2 separate regions of the Homo sapiens genome follow, and region 2 is linked to region 1. The links are chromatin contacts, found by Hi-C or POLR2A ChIA-PET in ENCODE. All regions are on one chromosome and are shown on one strand. The core of a region is the stretch at or near the end of the contact, and the rest is flanking DNA. Distances in the headings are between cores, read along the strand shown.

What was found. Hi-C counts contacts between places; a loop is a spot of excess contacts on that map. ChIA-PET counts read pairs that join two places held with the same protein, here RNA polymerase II (POLR2A). Pooled maps may share reads with other maps.
Region 2: a loop to region 1 is called in a map of B cell, with 3 times the contacts of the local background. The contact joins the enhancer-like site here to the promoter of LINC03110 in region 1. A Hi-C loop is called at or near these places in 1 of 168 maps with a recorded cell type or tissue (B cell), 9 of 37 single-sample maps with no recorded cell type and 3 of 50 pooled maps. POLR2A ChIA-PET finds 5 or more read pairs at or near these places in 1 of 52 experiments (activated B cell).

The regions. Positions count from the first base shown.
Region 1 is chr18:58,655,528-58,662,796 of GRCh38, reverse strand. LINC03110 (long intergenic non-protein coding RNA 3110) reads right to left here and starts at 4,258. Exons shown (of 4, transcript NR_187442.1): 1 at 4,166-4,258; 2 at 2,784-2,934; 3 at 2,227-2,365.
Region 2 is chr18:58,960,618-58,967,886 of GRCh38, reverse strand. All of the region lies in intron 7 of ZNF532 (zinc finger protein 532), which reads right to left. Among named protein-coding and RNA genes, the nearest start is that of ZNF532, 99 kb to the right of the region's middle. Within about 2 kb of position 3,511, at least 4 of the 41 ENCODE cell types and tissues checked have a DNase peak (open chromatin) inside an H3K27ac peak, as active enhancers do; they include B cell, where a contact is called at or near this core.

The DNA.
Region 1 (7,269 bases), core at 3,009-5,508:
CCTCGGTCTCCCAACGGCGTATGATCCCTCCCACTCCTGGGATGACAGGCATGAGCCACTATGTCTGGCCCATAAAAAAGGAATGATATTCTTATACATGCTCAGCATGGATAAACCTAGAAAGTTTGTGCTAAGTGAAATAAGACACAAAAGGACAAATATTGTACAACTTTGCTTATAGGAGGTACTTCACATGGTCAAATTCATAGAGACAGGAAGTAGAAAAGTGATTGCCAGGGGCTAGTGGGAGAAGGGAATGGGGAGGTATTGTTTAATAGGTACAGAGTTTCTGTTTGAGACGATGAAGAAGTTCTGGGGATGGCTGTACACACTGCAAACGGACTTAAGGCCACTGATTTGCACACTCAAAAATAGTTCAAAGGTAAATTTTATGTTATATATAGTTTATCGCACACACAAAAAGAATCATACTGATATCTTGGCTGTAGTCCCCAGAGACAGTGATTTTAATTGGTTTGGGTGGGGCACAGGCAACAGTGGTTTTAAAAGTTCCTCAGATGAGTCTGATGTGCAGCGAGGCCTGAAAAGGGATGGACCATCTCCAGGGCAGCTGGCTCAGCCTTGACTGCATATTAGAATCATTTGGGGAGTTTAAAAATGTACCTAGATCTGTGGCTAAAGTAAAAAAAAATTCATTGTACACTTAAAAATAACTAAAAGCATAATTGGAATGTTTGTAATACAAAGACATGAGAAATGCGTGAGGTGATGGACACCCCATTTCCCCCAATGTGATTATTATATATTGTTTGCCTGTATCCAAATTGCTCACATATCCCATAAATATAGATACCTGCTAGGTCCCCATAAAAATAAACAATTTAAAAAAATATACTCATGTCTGAGTCTTACACCCCAGATTCTTACTTGATTGGCTTGGGGGTGCTGCCTGGTCATTGAGATTTTTTTGTGTTTCCTAAGCTGATTCTAAAATGTGGGTAAGGCTCAGAATCATTGCCCTTGAGAAAGCCTAGGATCATTTCACCTTTGGAGAAAAAGTACTTAACGTATGTCATTGAAGAAATCAGAGTCATGGGGCTGGGGGGGTGCTTCTGGTGAGAGTCAAGGGGCCAAATTCTCTATATATTGCCATGTATGTATATGCAGTCAGAATGTGAAAAATGGGAGAAGCAAAGACCAGTAGAGGGCCCAGGAGAAAGGGAGTAAAGATCCATCTATTAGGCTCACTCCTAAGGGAGAAAGGCTCTTTATTCTTCCAGGCATCCAGCTCCTACCAGCTGCTGCTGCTGCTTTTATTTTATTTTATTTTATTTTATTTTTTTCTGAAACCAGAGTTTTCCTCTGTCACCCAGGCTGGAGTGCAGTGGCACGATCTTGCCCCACGGCAACCTCCACCTCCTGGGTTCAAGCAATTCTCCTGCCCAGCTGCTGGGACTACAGGCACATGCCACCACGCCCAGCTAATTTTTATATTTTTAGTAGAGATGAGGTTTCACCATATTGGTCAGGCTGGTCTCAAACTCCTGACCTCAGTTGATCCACCCACCTCAGCCTCTCAAAGTGGTGGGATTACAGGCGCAAGCCACCGCGCCCGGCCTTCCTACCGGTTTCTAACATAGGCACTGCTCCTCTGCTCCCGTACTCCATCCCCAATCCCTATGTGAACTCCTTTCCCTGCCCAGGAAGAGTTCAGAGCTGACCTTTCCAGCCAGAGTTATAAAAAGCCGGGGATGTTGAGAGTGTCCCAGTGAAGGGACCATAGGCTGGTGCATGAAAAATAAGCCCGTTTACCTTTAAAGGACCACTGAGGTGGTAGACATACACCATCCCCTGATGAATTCTGACCGGCTTCAGCTTTTTCTCTCTCTCTCTCTTTTTTTTTTTTTTTTTTTTGTCTTTTGTCACTCTTATCTGCCTTGGTATTTGTATGTCTGTTCTTCTGTATAGATGCTTTCTTAGTCTGCTCATTAGGTTGCATTACATTCCTGCTGTCTTATTTGTGAAAGCCCTACTCCAGTCCTAGGTCCTTGGAATCAAAGCCAACTAGATGAGGGGTGGGGTGGGGATTTAGACATGCAGCTGAAAGGCAATGAGGGATCAGGGTGGCACCTAGAAGACAGGAAGTGTGGAGACAGTTGATGGCCCAGCTCTGCTCTGGGCCTTGGAGTAATGGTGGTTCCTCGTTAGTCCAACCCATTCCATCAAGGTAGAAGTCTATTATAAAGATTTCAGCAGATGACTCACCTGATCGTAAAGAGACCACACTTGCCAGCAATGTCTTCTGTGTACTATGCCCCTCTTCCATTTACAGGTGTCCTTGGGAACCAAGCAGACATTGACAAGGAGACTTGGGCTTCCAGATCCTGACTCCATTCAGATACAGCTGCCAAGGGGCACAAAATTTAAAACAGAACTCATGTTTTCTAGAAGCCTATGATCTAGTTGTGGAGATAAATTATACAAACAAAAAAGTGACAAGCAAGGTTTTGGACATTAGGACTTCTTTATTGTTGATGTGTGTAGTTCAGTAGTTTTCTGGAGACTTTTGTCAAAGAGCCTATGGATGAGCAAAGAGCAAAGAGAAATAATTTTCCAGGATTAGGAATGGTGGGTGCAGAGAGTTAAAGGAATCTTTGTGAAGACTGATTATGAAGGCATGATTCTTTCTGCATAATAAATTGTGTACTTTATTATTATTAGTTTAAATGTGACAACCATGATCATTCTCGGTTAATATCGACATTACCCTTTGCAGGTAAGCACACTCAGGTAGAAAGGTGGTTAAATACTGTATTACATACCTCCAAGGATGACCTGTTCTCAGTCCTCTGGGATTTCTGATAGAGGGAGTTTAGCAGACTCTTCACAAACTGTTAGGTGCCAAGAATTGATTCAAAGCTCCTGATCACTGGGCTGTTCATTCAGAGTGTGGGAGTTCCTTGGTGTGGTACACTGTAGACACATTTAAACAGAGGGCAGCGTGGACTGGATGTTCTCTGAGGTCCCTTTACTTCCGAGGTTCTAAGTAGTAAGGGACTTTGGATAAGGGAGAAACTTAAAAAAGTTACAGTGGCTGAAGAAAGCCTAAGAGAAAAGTAGGGGCCTAAATTGTACCTGAAGGCTGGGCAGAGTTGGAAGGACATATTAGTTCCTCCAGACAGGAGAACATATGATCAAAGACTACCTGTGGACAATTATCACAGATCAAAGACTAGCTGGGGACAATGATCACAGTGACTGCAGGATGGTGGAATACTTATGAAGCAAATAATATGTAAATAAGATTTATTTGTGTCAGGGAGGGGGCAGCATTTAAATAACCGGCAGTTGAAAATTGTACCATATTAGTTATATGTCTAAAATTAGATGTTCAGAATAAACAGCTATTTCAGAAGAATGGACACAGTATTAAATTAAAATACAAGTAAGATTTATTTGTTGGAGGAAGTGGGAGAGGAAGGTACATGTTCAGTTGACTCAACAGTTTAAATCATACCTAAGACATTTACATATCAGCTATATGCTAATCCTTATATGATAATTAGTAATTAAATTCATTTTGCAAAAACATCAGTGAAAGCTTTGCTGTGAAACAGTTTTGTAGGAGGCTAGTTGAAATTATTGTTAAATGCCTATTTGAAAGGGCAATTAGTTAGACTATTCTGTAGTTCAAGCTTTTCACTAAGTGACTTAGTGAGTTATACTTAATGAAGTTCTGTTATATATAGATCAGAGGTCCGAAGCTCTTGGAAATTCTTATATTTTAATAAAGTAAGCAGTCAAGAACTGTTTAATGATAATAAGAGTAGCTTGACACAGATACATATTTAGTCACCTGTTTAACAATCACAGAATATCAACCCTAAAGAGCACCTTAGCTGACCTAGGCCAAGACCTTCAGCATCAGACAGTCTTGTAGCCTGGAGAGATTTTTCTCTGTCTCTTCCTAAACCTCTACTATAGTGGTTCTTAAAGTGTGGTCCTGCCTCAGCAACATCAGGGACCTTTTGAAAAATGTAAATTCTGGCTGGGTGTGGTGGCTCACACCTGTAATCCCAGCACTTTGGGAGGCTGAGGTGGGCTGATCACTTGAGGTCAGGAGTTTGAGACCAGCCTGGCCAACATGACGAAACCCTGTCTCTACCAAAAATATAAAAAATTAGCCGGGTATGGCAGCACGCACCTGTAATCCCAGCTACTTGGGAGGCTGAGCCAGGAGAATTGCTTGAACCCGGCAGGCAGAGGTTGCAGTGAGTCGAGATCTTGCCACTGTACTCCAGCCTGGGTGACAGAGCGAGACTCCATCTCAAAAAAAAAAAAAAAAAAAAAGAGTTAAAAACATGCAAATTCTTAGGCCCCACCTCTGATCCCCTGATCGACTGAATCGAAACTCTGGGGTGGACCCAACAATATGTAGCTTAGTAAGCCCTCCAGGTGATCCTGATCCACACTGGGGTTTGAGAACTGTTTCCCCACACTACAGCTTCAAAATATCTTGAGGAAATAACTTCTCTTAGATCACTCTTAGCCACACAGAGAAATACTTCCTGTTTTATGTCTAAATTTATCTTCCTAAAGCTTTGAAGGGTGGAGCACACTATCTTCAGAAGTGTAGATACTTTTTTCACATTCCTTTATGGGCAACATGCTAGGGTGCATCTCAGCAGAAGGGTGGCCAAGCCTGGGAGGGGATGAAGACAGAGCTGGCACTAAGCAGGGACATGGGGAAACAAGGGCTGATCTTAGCCATTATTTGATTATTTGATAATCCAAGATTCACTCCAAAGAGGAGCACAGCATAGTCTGGTTCAGCACCTGGGTTTTTAAGACTAATAACACTGAGTCAGAGATTCACAAGGTTGTGGGGGGAATCTTTGGACCTAGGTAGTAGAGATAAAATGACGGGAATCATCTATACTGGCCAACATTGTTCTAGAAATTGTCTGAATAAAGCATAACAGAATAGAGAAGGGTCCAACCCTCTGGGGATATAGCATTGACAAGGAAAAAATGACCTCAGATGACTGGCTGCAATTTAGGGCAGGATTCTACTGCTCCCCTCCCCCTCATTTCTGCCAACCCAGCATTAGCTAAGAAATCCAGGGATCCAGGATGTACAAGTAATGAGGGCGGAAGGAGCACATAGGTGGTCCAACTGTGCTGCTGAGGTCTTCCCAGCACTGTTTGGGATCTGTTCCAGAGAAGGGAAGGACTGTGCAGATAGCTGGTGGCTACTGCTTTGTCTGCCTAGAGTGGAGTAGCACTCTGTTCTCAGGAATACTGCTTTCCACAGTGTGGTTTAATGGGATCCCCCAGTTTCTGACTGATCTGCTTCCCTAACTCAGTGATTGGCTACAGATAGGCATGTTCCCCAAATTCAGTCCTGAGACTTCTGACCTTCAACCAGATGGAAGATCTTGGGTTTGCTCAGGTGGCAAACCTGTGAGGTATGAGTCTGAGCTGTTCGGTGGCCATGTCCCACAGGCTGTGCAGAAGAAGCCAGTCTGTGGTGGGAGAGAGTGGCTGGTGCACTGAGAGAAGCAGAAACAAGAGACAGAGAAAGGGCGGGTGGTGTTCCAGTCCCAGGTGTGGTCAGTCCTGAGGTCCAGCTCATACCCACCTTTCCTGCAGTTCAGTTGGGTGAGCCTACAAATCTCCCTTTTCTGCCTAAGCCAAATTGTTCCTGTGGATACAGTGTCTAACTTCTTGTCATCTTTCTGAAGATGCTTTAACTGGCAAAGCATCCATCAGGGTTTTATTTTGGTTTTAGAGGTAATAATGATTATTTTATTTTATTTTCCCAGTGGATAAACAATCATCCTATGCTATTTTTTTATTGTGATGAAATATACAATACATAAGATTTTCCATTTTAACATTTTTTAGCGTGCAATTTAGTGGCATTAAGTACATTCACATTGTTGTGACATCACCATTCATCTCCAGAACTTTTTCATCTTCCCCAACTGAAACTCTATACCCATTAAACAATACCTCCCCATCTCAGGCAACCACCAGAGGATTTCTAGTCAAAAGTAGAATGGTGGTTTTATTTGCATTCTAATACTTCCCTGAGAACAGTTCTTGAGGCCTTTGAGACATTGGGCAGATTAACTTCAGGAGAGAGATGAGACTCCTAGGTTCCTTCCCATGGCTACACTTTTCCAATTGAAATTCACCAACTACTTTTCTATCTCGCCTCAGTAGTGTGAGCAACCTTAAGTTAAACAGGCAGGACTTGGAGGGTCTAATTATAATGCAATTTTACTTTTAACTCCCACTATTGCTTTAAATGTATTCTGTGGAATTAGTCTTTGTCCCACCCTCGATTAAATTTGGGACAATATGACTATTCCATTTATTCATGTGCAATAAAAAGGTCTTGCAATTAGTAATTAAAATGTCCAATCTTGGGTAATCATCACATAATCAAATCTAGGAGGCTCCTCCTTTCCCGAGCTCAGATGAGAAGCCTGCAGTGAGGAAGGAAGGAGGTAGGCTGTTTCCATGTGATTCCATCTAATGCTTTTACCTTTTTTTTTTCTTTCTGAGACGGAGTTTCACTCTTTTTGCCCAGGCTGGAGTGCAATGGTGCCATCTTGGCTCACTGCAACCTCCACCTCCCAGGTTCAAGTGATTCTCCTGCCTCAGCCTCCCAAGTAGCTGGGATTACAGGTGCCTGCCACCACGCCCGGCTAATTTTTTGTATTTTTAGTAGAGACGGGGTTTCACCATGTTGGCCAGGATGGTCTCGATCTCTTGACCTCGTGATCCGCCCACCTTGGCCTCCCAAAGTGCTGGGATTACAGGCATGAGCCACCACGCCCGGCCTGCTTTTACCTTTTCTTCTGCAGTTTGCCAAGTGTGGTTTCTGACCCTGCAAGCATAAACTGCAGGAAGGGAGAAGAGGTATGGGGTACAAGGAATGCTTACCTGGCTGGTACTGTTATGTTGAGCTAACAGGGGGCTCTAGAAACTTGGCAGATGTTTAGAGCTCTCTGGTGGCCATATTAATAGACACTTCTTCAAAGACCCAACCCTCATCACTGGGTATCTCTCGTTCCTAATTTCCCTAGCTGGGGCAAGTACAGCTCTATTTTGGATGGCCATTTCCTTCTTCTTCAGCTCTTAGGAACTTTAGATTATTTATGGCTTACCCTACTGAGGTTTTGCTGCCCCTCTAGGTAACCCCCAGAACAAGACCTAAATTGATCCTTTGTGCTAGCTCTTGCTTGCATGAGGCCCCCAAAGGGATTAACAGCCCACCAAAGTGGCATTAAAATTACT
Region 2 (7,269 bases), core at 2,262-4,761, 310 kb before region 1:
TGCACTGAACCACTCCCTTTCGGCCGGCAATTCTGGCCAAAGGCTTGCAACTGCCATGCGGCAAGGTAGAAGGTGCAAATCTATAGTAATAAAACGTGGTGAGAGTTAAGTAGCCACAGCCAGTCCTCAGCCAAACTGAGGTCTGAAGCAGCCTCAGCAACCCAGCAGGCCGTGGGAGACCGAATGCCGTGCGTTTCGATTAATTCCTTCCACGGTATTTACCGAGCTCCGACTCTAACTTGCCAGGCTCTCCATGCCCTTGAGGAGATTATAATCTGTTGAACAACAGCAGAAAAAAAAAGTATGGTGGAGGCGGCCACAGGTGCACGGAAGGGTGCACGGGGGGGCAGGGTGGGGATGAAGAGACCTACTGGTGATAACTAGCTCACAGGCAGGCAATGCAGCAAGGAAAGGTATGTCCAGGCAAAAGGAACAGAAAGCAACAAAGACAAGGAAGAATGTGGCACATGTCAGGAAACTGCGAGCAGCTCTGTATTGCTGGAACAAGAATAGGCAAGGGTCCAGGGGGAGGAGAGGTGGAAAAGGAGGCAGGGTAAGATCATGGAGGGCTCCAGGGCCACCTATGACAGTCACACTTCCAAGAGATGCTCTGGCAGCTGTGTAGGGTCTATCGGGGAAAGCTTTGTTATCTGGCAATGGGTTCTAATGATAGGGGGATTGGTTCTGTTGGGGACCCTCCACTGGGACCACCAGCTATTCTACCTCTAGGCCTACCAGCCCCTAAATCCTAGCAGACTTTCAGAAAGAAGCCCACTGACCTGGTTACCAGATTCAACACCTTTGTCTTGCTATTACTTTAATAATTTCATTGCACATCCTTCGATGTGGGGTTTTTATACTTAATATCCAGTGGGATGTACATTAATATACTCTCATGCAGTGTCATGAGAAAACGTGCACACCATAACAATAACAAGAGTTAATAAAGCCACAGCTTTTCCCTTAGACCACATAACAGGACATACATAAATACACATTTATAGCCCTTCAACCTTGTTTATAGCAACCTCGGGTGAGTTTACAGAAAAATGCCTCCAACAGACAGACATCTGACCAAGCAGCAACATGTCACAGTAAAGAGCATATCTTCCTAAGAACCTGAAAGAAAAAAAAAAAAAAAAAAAAAACACAAAAAAATGCCTTTTCTGGCTATACACAAGATGTGGACTAATATTTTACAGTCTTATTTGTGTCACATTTTCAAAATAACGTGTTAGTCTTTCTTGAAAGGATTTATTTTTCTGTCCCTAATGGAAAAATAATCAGTAAATTTTAGAAATGGAATCTGGTCGTTTGTCATTTCATTTTCTTTCAATTTAGAGGGCAAACCTTATGGTTCCTTCTTTGTATCTTTCACTTTGTTTCAGTTCAGTGAAATTGCCTGGTACTGGGGCAAGCTTGGGGCTTTCCAGATTCTTGTTCATGATCCAAAAATAAACAGGTTTGCTAAAACACATAATAGTTATAAAATATAATTTAGAAACAAATTATAAACACCAAGGCAAGTAATTTTAGATAAACATTTTAAATGAAAGATAATTCCCAAAGTAAAAACTCATGGTTTTTCTAGCTATTCTTAAAAATATATAACTCCTAAACTGAAATTATTCTCCAATCTCATCTTCCTGTTAGGCAGCTTTTATAAACTCTCCAGCATTAAGAGCAAAATCCTCTAAATAGCTTATCTCTCAGCTTAATCCCTTTACAGCAGAACTACTCAAGGAGAAGAGAGAGGGTAGGAGAGTAGGAGGGAACGTATGTAAGTGTGAAGGTAACACAATTATCTAGAGAAATTTAAAAATAGACTTCACTCCTACCCAGGTCCTACCCACTTCTCCACATCCCAAACCCCCATAACCAGACTCAAAAAAACCCTGATTCTAACTGTGCTCTCTGCCTCGAGAGCCTCTGCTTTAAGATAACTCCTGGAGTCAAGAAAGGGCCTCTCTCTTGTGCATTTCTCCAGATTTCCGAGACACTGCAGGAAGAGGCTCTGTCCCTCATAAGGCTCAGGCCCTGCTACAATCCATGCAGCCCCCAGATACATCCCAGGCAACTGCTAAATTCAAGCCACTCTAAAACATTTCATAATTCTGCAGGAAGATTTGCCCAATTAATTAACGACACCATGATGCTGTTAACAGCAACTGCAAGTAATTCCAGAAAGCATCAGACCCCAGCTAAGGAATATAAAACCAGGACATTCACAGTCTTCCAAAACTACACACACGTCCAGTTAATGATGGCATAACCAACTTTAACCAAGATTGAACACCTAAATGAAATGAAAATGACTACATCAAAAGCAGAAGTAAAAACTGGATGGAAAGACATATCTGCTAACTGTCCCACATCTATATTGAAAGATTCAAGGAGACTAAAATTAAGCAGCTTTTGAAATGTCAGCTTTCATTCTGTGCAAACTGCAGAGTCTGGGCTAGAAACCTGCCTCTGGCAGGCTGCAAAACCCTGGGGTAAGTTATTGAACCTTTCTCAGGCTTCATTTCCTCACCTAAAAGTGGGATTCGTAACTGTCTCCCCTCAGGAGCCTGCTGCAATGAGATAGTAAGTAGGGTAAGCCCTCAGACAGTGTTAGCCCCAGTATCCTTAACACCCCGCCTTCCAATTTAGCCACAAGCTACCAAAATCACCAATAGTTCAATATGTACTTTAATATGCTCTGAACCAAAAATTTTCAACATCCTTTTTACAACACATTTATAGCCTTACATTAAAAAAAGTTCTTATTAAATCAAGTGGAGGACTTCAGAAAACTACATATAGTAAACCATACTAATAAAATATCAAATAAACTAATAAAATATAAATTATAATAAAAGTTAGTATTAAAAATTATAGATTTATATAGTATAAGAAATATGTATTATATATGATCTATAGTATATAAATATATAAGAAATATATGAAGTAAAAATATTTAGAATATAATAAAATTATAGGCCAGGTGTGATGGCGCACATCTGTAATCCTGGCACTTTGGGAGGCCAAGGCTGGAGGATCACTTGAGGCCAGGAGTTTGAGACAAGCCTGGGCAACAAAGACAACTCCCTCTACCCCGAACTCCCTACAAAAAAATGAAAATCAATAAAAATTAGCCAGGCATGGTGGTGTTCACCTGTAGTCCCTGCTACTCAGGAGGCTGAGGCTGGCAGATTGCTCGTGACCAAGAGTGTGAGGTAGCACTGAGCTATGATCACGCCACTGCACTCCAGCCTGAGCGACAGAGCGAGACTCTGTCTAAAAAAAAAAAGAAAAACTGTGTATACACACACACACACACACACACACACACACACACACACACACACAAACAAAATATCAATTCCAGTGGCCAAAACTAATGAAAAATAAGTTTCATAAAGCCAGCAGTGATATACATTTCTAGCATGAATATACAAACTCTTAATGTGCCTTTTAATCACATCTGACACAAATGCAGAATCAAGTGAGAAGCCATCACTCTCTAACAGTCAACCAGAGATAGAAGAGAACATGCAACTGATTTAAAGATATTTCTCCTAAAACCTTGAGATCACAAATAAGTTCTAAGCCAAAAAAGATAGGAGAAACTGGTTTTTTAAAAAATTTTTTACCTGTTGCTAGGGTAACAGGATTTTGGCAGGAAGTCAAAGTCGCCATAGCTAAAAGATGAGTTTTAAAAGGATAAAAATCTATTATATCCCTACATTTAGATTAAATAAGAGACTTTGTAGTAAGGCATGCCTAATGACAACAGGATGAACTCTAACAGTAAAAGAATGAAAATGAAACCATCTGGCAATGAACTATGCAAACTAGACAGTATTTCAGTATTTTTATCCCCTTAACTAATGGCCATCACCACAGTACAGCACGAAGACAGAAACAACATGGAGATGTAACGTTTTATTTCACAAAGTTATCTAAACAAGTTTCAGGGAGATTAAGGGGGGCAATTATGCCCTACCACACATTTCATACACATGGCTAGGTTCCAGGTTGTGTGGGTGAGCACCTTTTAAATTTTTTTTTTTTTTTTTTTTTGAGACAGGGTCTCACTCTGTTGCCCACACTGGAGTGCAGTGACACGACTGCGGCTCACTGCAGCCTCAAGCTCTGGGCTCTAGCAATCCTCCTGCCTCAGCCTCTGAAAGTGTTAGGATTACAGGCGTGAGCCACTGCACCCGGCCAAGTGGGCACTTTAAAAATTTATATACATACACACACACACACACACACACACACACACACACACACACACATTTTTTTCTTTTAAATACTGTGCAAGTGAGAGTCTCTGTAAAGCTCCTCAGTCAATCTGATTCTAAGCATGGTGGTCCCAAACTAGGAAATGCAAGCTGATTGCCTTGCCATTCTTTTCAAAAGTAACAACAGCACACCTGCCTCAGTGGCTGTGGTCATCTCTCCACACTCTGATCCTTTCATTCTCCCACTTTCCTTCACTGCCACTGCTGTCTTTCACCTACATCTCTGAGTGAACTGAAAGTGAATTTCAGAATGGGAAAGGCTACAAAATAGCAAGTATTCAAATCACCTATCACCTGCACCCTGTATGGAAAATGCAGATGAAATCTATGGACTTTTCTTAAAGGCTTTAGGAACAGAAACATTAAGACATCCTAAAATCATTTATAATCAGGCTTTAAATTATATTGAACAGACTTACTAATGCTGTAAATCCAACATCCAGAGAGTTGTGTCCCCTGCCTTCACCACCAAGAGTGAACGTTGGGTGGAGTCTTTAAACAAATACACTTGAGATCAACCTTCCCCAAAACATAAACTCAACAAAGGTGTGTTGGTGCTATAGCAGTCACACAGTGAGGGCCACAGCAATGAGCATCAGCAGCAAGGGCAGGTGTGCGGCAGATCCCAGGTGGTATGAGTGTTCCCAGCCCTGCCACAACACTGGAATCACCTGGAAGCTTTAAGAATGCCAGGGCCGGCTGGGTGCGGTGGCTCACGCCTGTAATCCCAGCACTTTGGGAGGCCGAGGCGGGCAGATCACGAGGTCAGAAGATCGAGACCATCCTGGCTAACATGGTGAAACCCCGTCTCTACTAAAAATACAAAAAATTAGCCGGGCGTGGTGGTGGGCGCCTGTAGTCCCAGCTATTCAGGAGGCTGAGGCAGGAGAATCGCTTGAACCCAGGGTGGGAGCTTGCAGTGAGTCGAGATGGCGTCACTGTACTCCAGCCTGGGCGACAGAGAAAGACTCCATCTCAAAAAAAAAAAAAGAATGCCAGGGCCAGGTCCCACCCCTAGTGATGCCAATTAGCTGGTCTGGTGAGCACCAAGTGTGCTGGGCCGTAGGCTCTCCGGGTGATTCTCGTGTGCAGCTACCAAGTCAGACTCACTGCTCCCCCTGTAGCCTTCCTGCTGACAAGGACTTCTTCCTAGAAGTTCTGTTTCGATCCACAAATTAGATTAACTGTGAAACCAAATGCTTTCCACAGAGACTTGGTTAGTCCATGGAATGACTTTTAGACTGTGACTGGTTTAAAATATCCACCTCACACTAGCAATGGCTACTACATAGATTACCACTGGTAGTTTCCTTTCATTCCAGTGTCCGAGGAGAAAGGTCACATTGGCCCTAGAATCCATTTTTTTTTTTTTTAGACAGAGTCTCGCTCTGTCATCCAGGCTGGAGCGCAGTGGCGTAATCTCGGCTCACCGCAACCTTCACCTCCCGGGTTTAAACAATTCTCCTGCCTCAGCCTCCTGAGTAGCTGGGACTACAGATGCCCGCCACCATGCCCAGCTAATTTTTGTATTTTTGGTAGAGGTGGGGTTTCACCATATTGGCCAGGCTGGTCTCAAACTCCTGACCTCAAATGATACATCCACCTCGGACTCCCAAAAGTGCTGGGATTACAGGCATGACCCACCATGCCCAGCCGACCCTAGAATCCCTTCTATTCCATTATTTTACAGATGAGCATCTGGCCACTACCTGAATACTTCCAGCAACAGATAGGCAGACATTTCACTCATGCATGGCCCCAGCTGGTCTGGAATTATCACATGCTGGTCCTCACATGGAGGACATCTATCTGAAGACAGCTATCAAAGCTCCCCTTAACCCCAACTTCTCTCTTCCTCCTGCCACTGTTTCTAGACTCAGCATTCTGCTTACCCTCCTCTGCTAGTTGTCAGCATCCATCTTAAATCGATGCAATGGAACCTTTCCCTGTTTAGATTCACTGTGGCCACCTTACTGCAGGTGACAAATACTACTTGTCATTCCCTCCCCTTTGCGGTACACGCGGGAATATACTTGGGGCTGCTCACATAATTCATTCTGGGCAATGACTCGTGTTGTGCATCATATCCAGAATAACGAGCGTGTAAAGACCAGGCAGGACTCGCCAGTCTTTTTTTCAGTAACACCTACGTTGAGACAATGGGGCTGAAAGAAACAGCCTTGATCACTGAGTTACCAGTGGAAGGGATGACTGCCCCGGAGAAATGCAAACTCTGCATAGCAAACTCTGTATGTGCAAGAAATGAACTTTTATTGGATAAATCAATGGGCTTTGGGGGATTGTACTGCCACTCAGACTAAGCCAGTAGTTCGCAAAGCATGGTCCCAAGATGAGCAGCATCAGCATCAGCATCAGCTAGGGCTTGTGAGAAATGCAAATGATCGGGTTCCATCCCAGACCTGCTGAATCAGAAGCTGTGGGGTAGAGGCCAGCAACTAGCTGAACAAGCCTTCCAGTTAATTCTGACGCACACTCCAATCTTGGGAACCGCCAGCTAGATTATGGTGCCAAGTCAAAGGAAGGGTGTTAGCTTTCCTTGATATGAATGCTACATCAGCAGCCACAAAGAAGGATGGGTTATAGCAAGATAGTCAAATAAAGACAGAATACTTTTTCATAGAACTTAGCTAAGCCATATCTACCTCACATAATATCTGTGTACTTTTATTTTTTTTTTAAGTGAAAAGCTCTGCATTTAAGATCTGCCTTGCAAAATCCCTCCTAGCTTCTCTTCCTATAATTAAGTCATTGATAGAAAGACTGAGGAAAATCTGATCCAAGATGGAAGCTTTCTCTCCAACAAGGCAGTGAGCCATGAGTCAGCTATCCATGCAATATTTCACCCAGGCCCTCCTGCACTACACTGTACAGAACAGTATCAAAACAGACAGAATCTGTCAACAGTTTTGCTGAAACCCAGTTTCTGTCTAGAGGGTTATTCTACCTACCAACTGGTCCC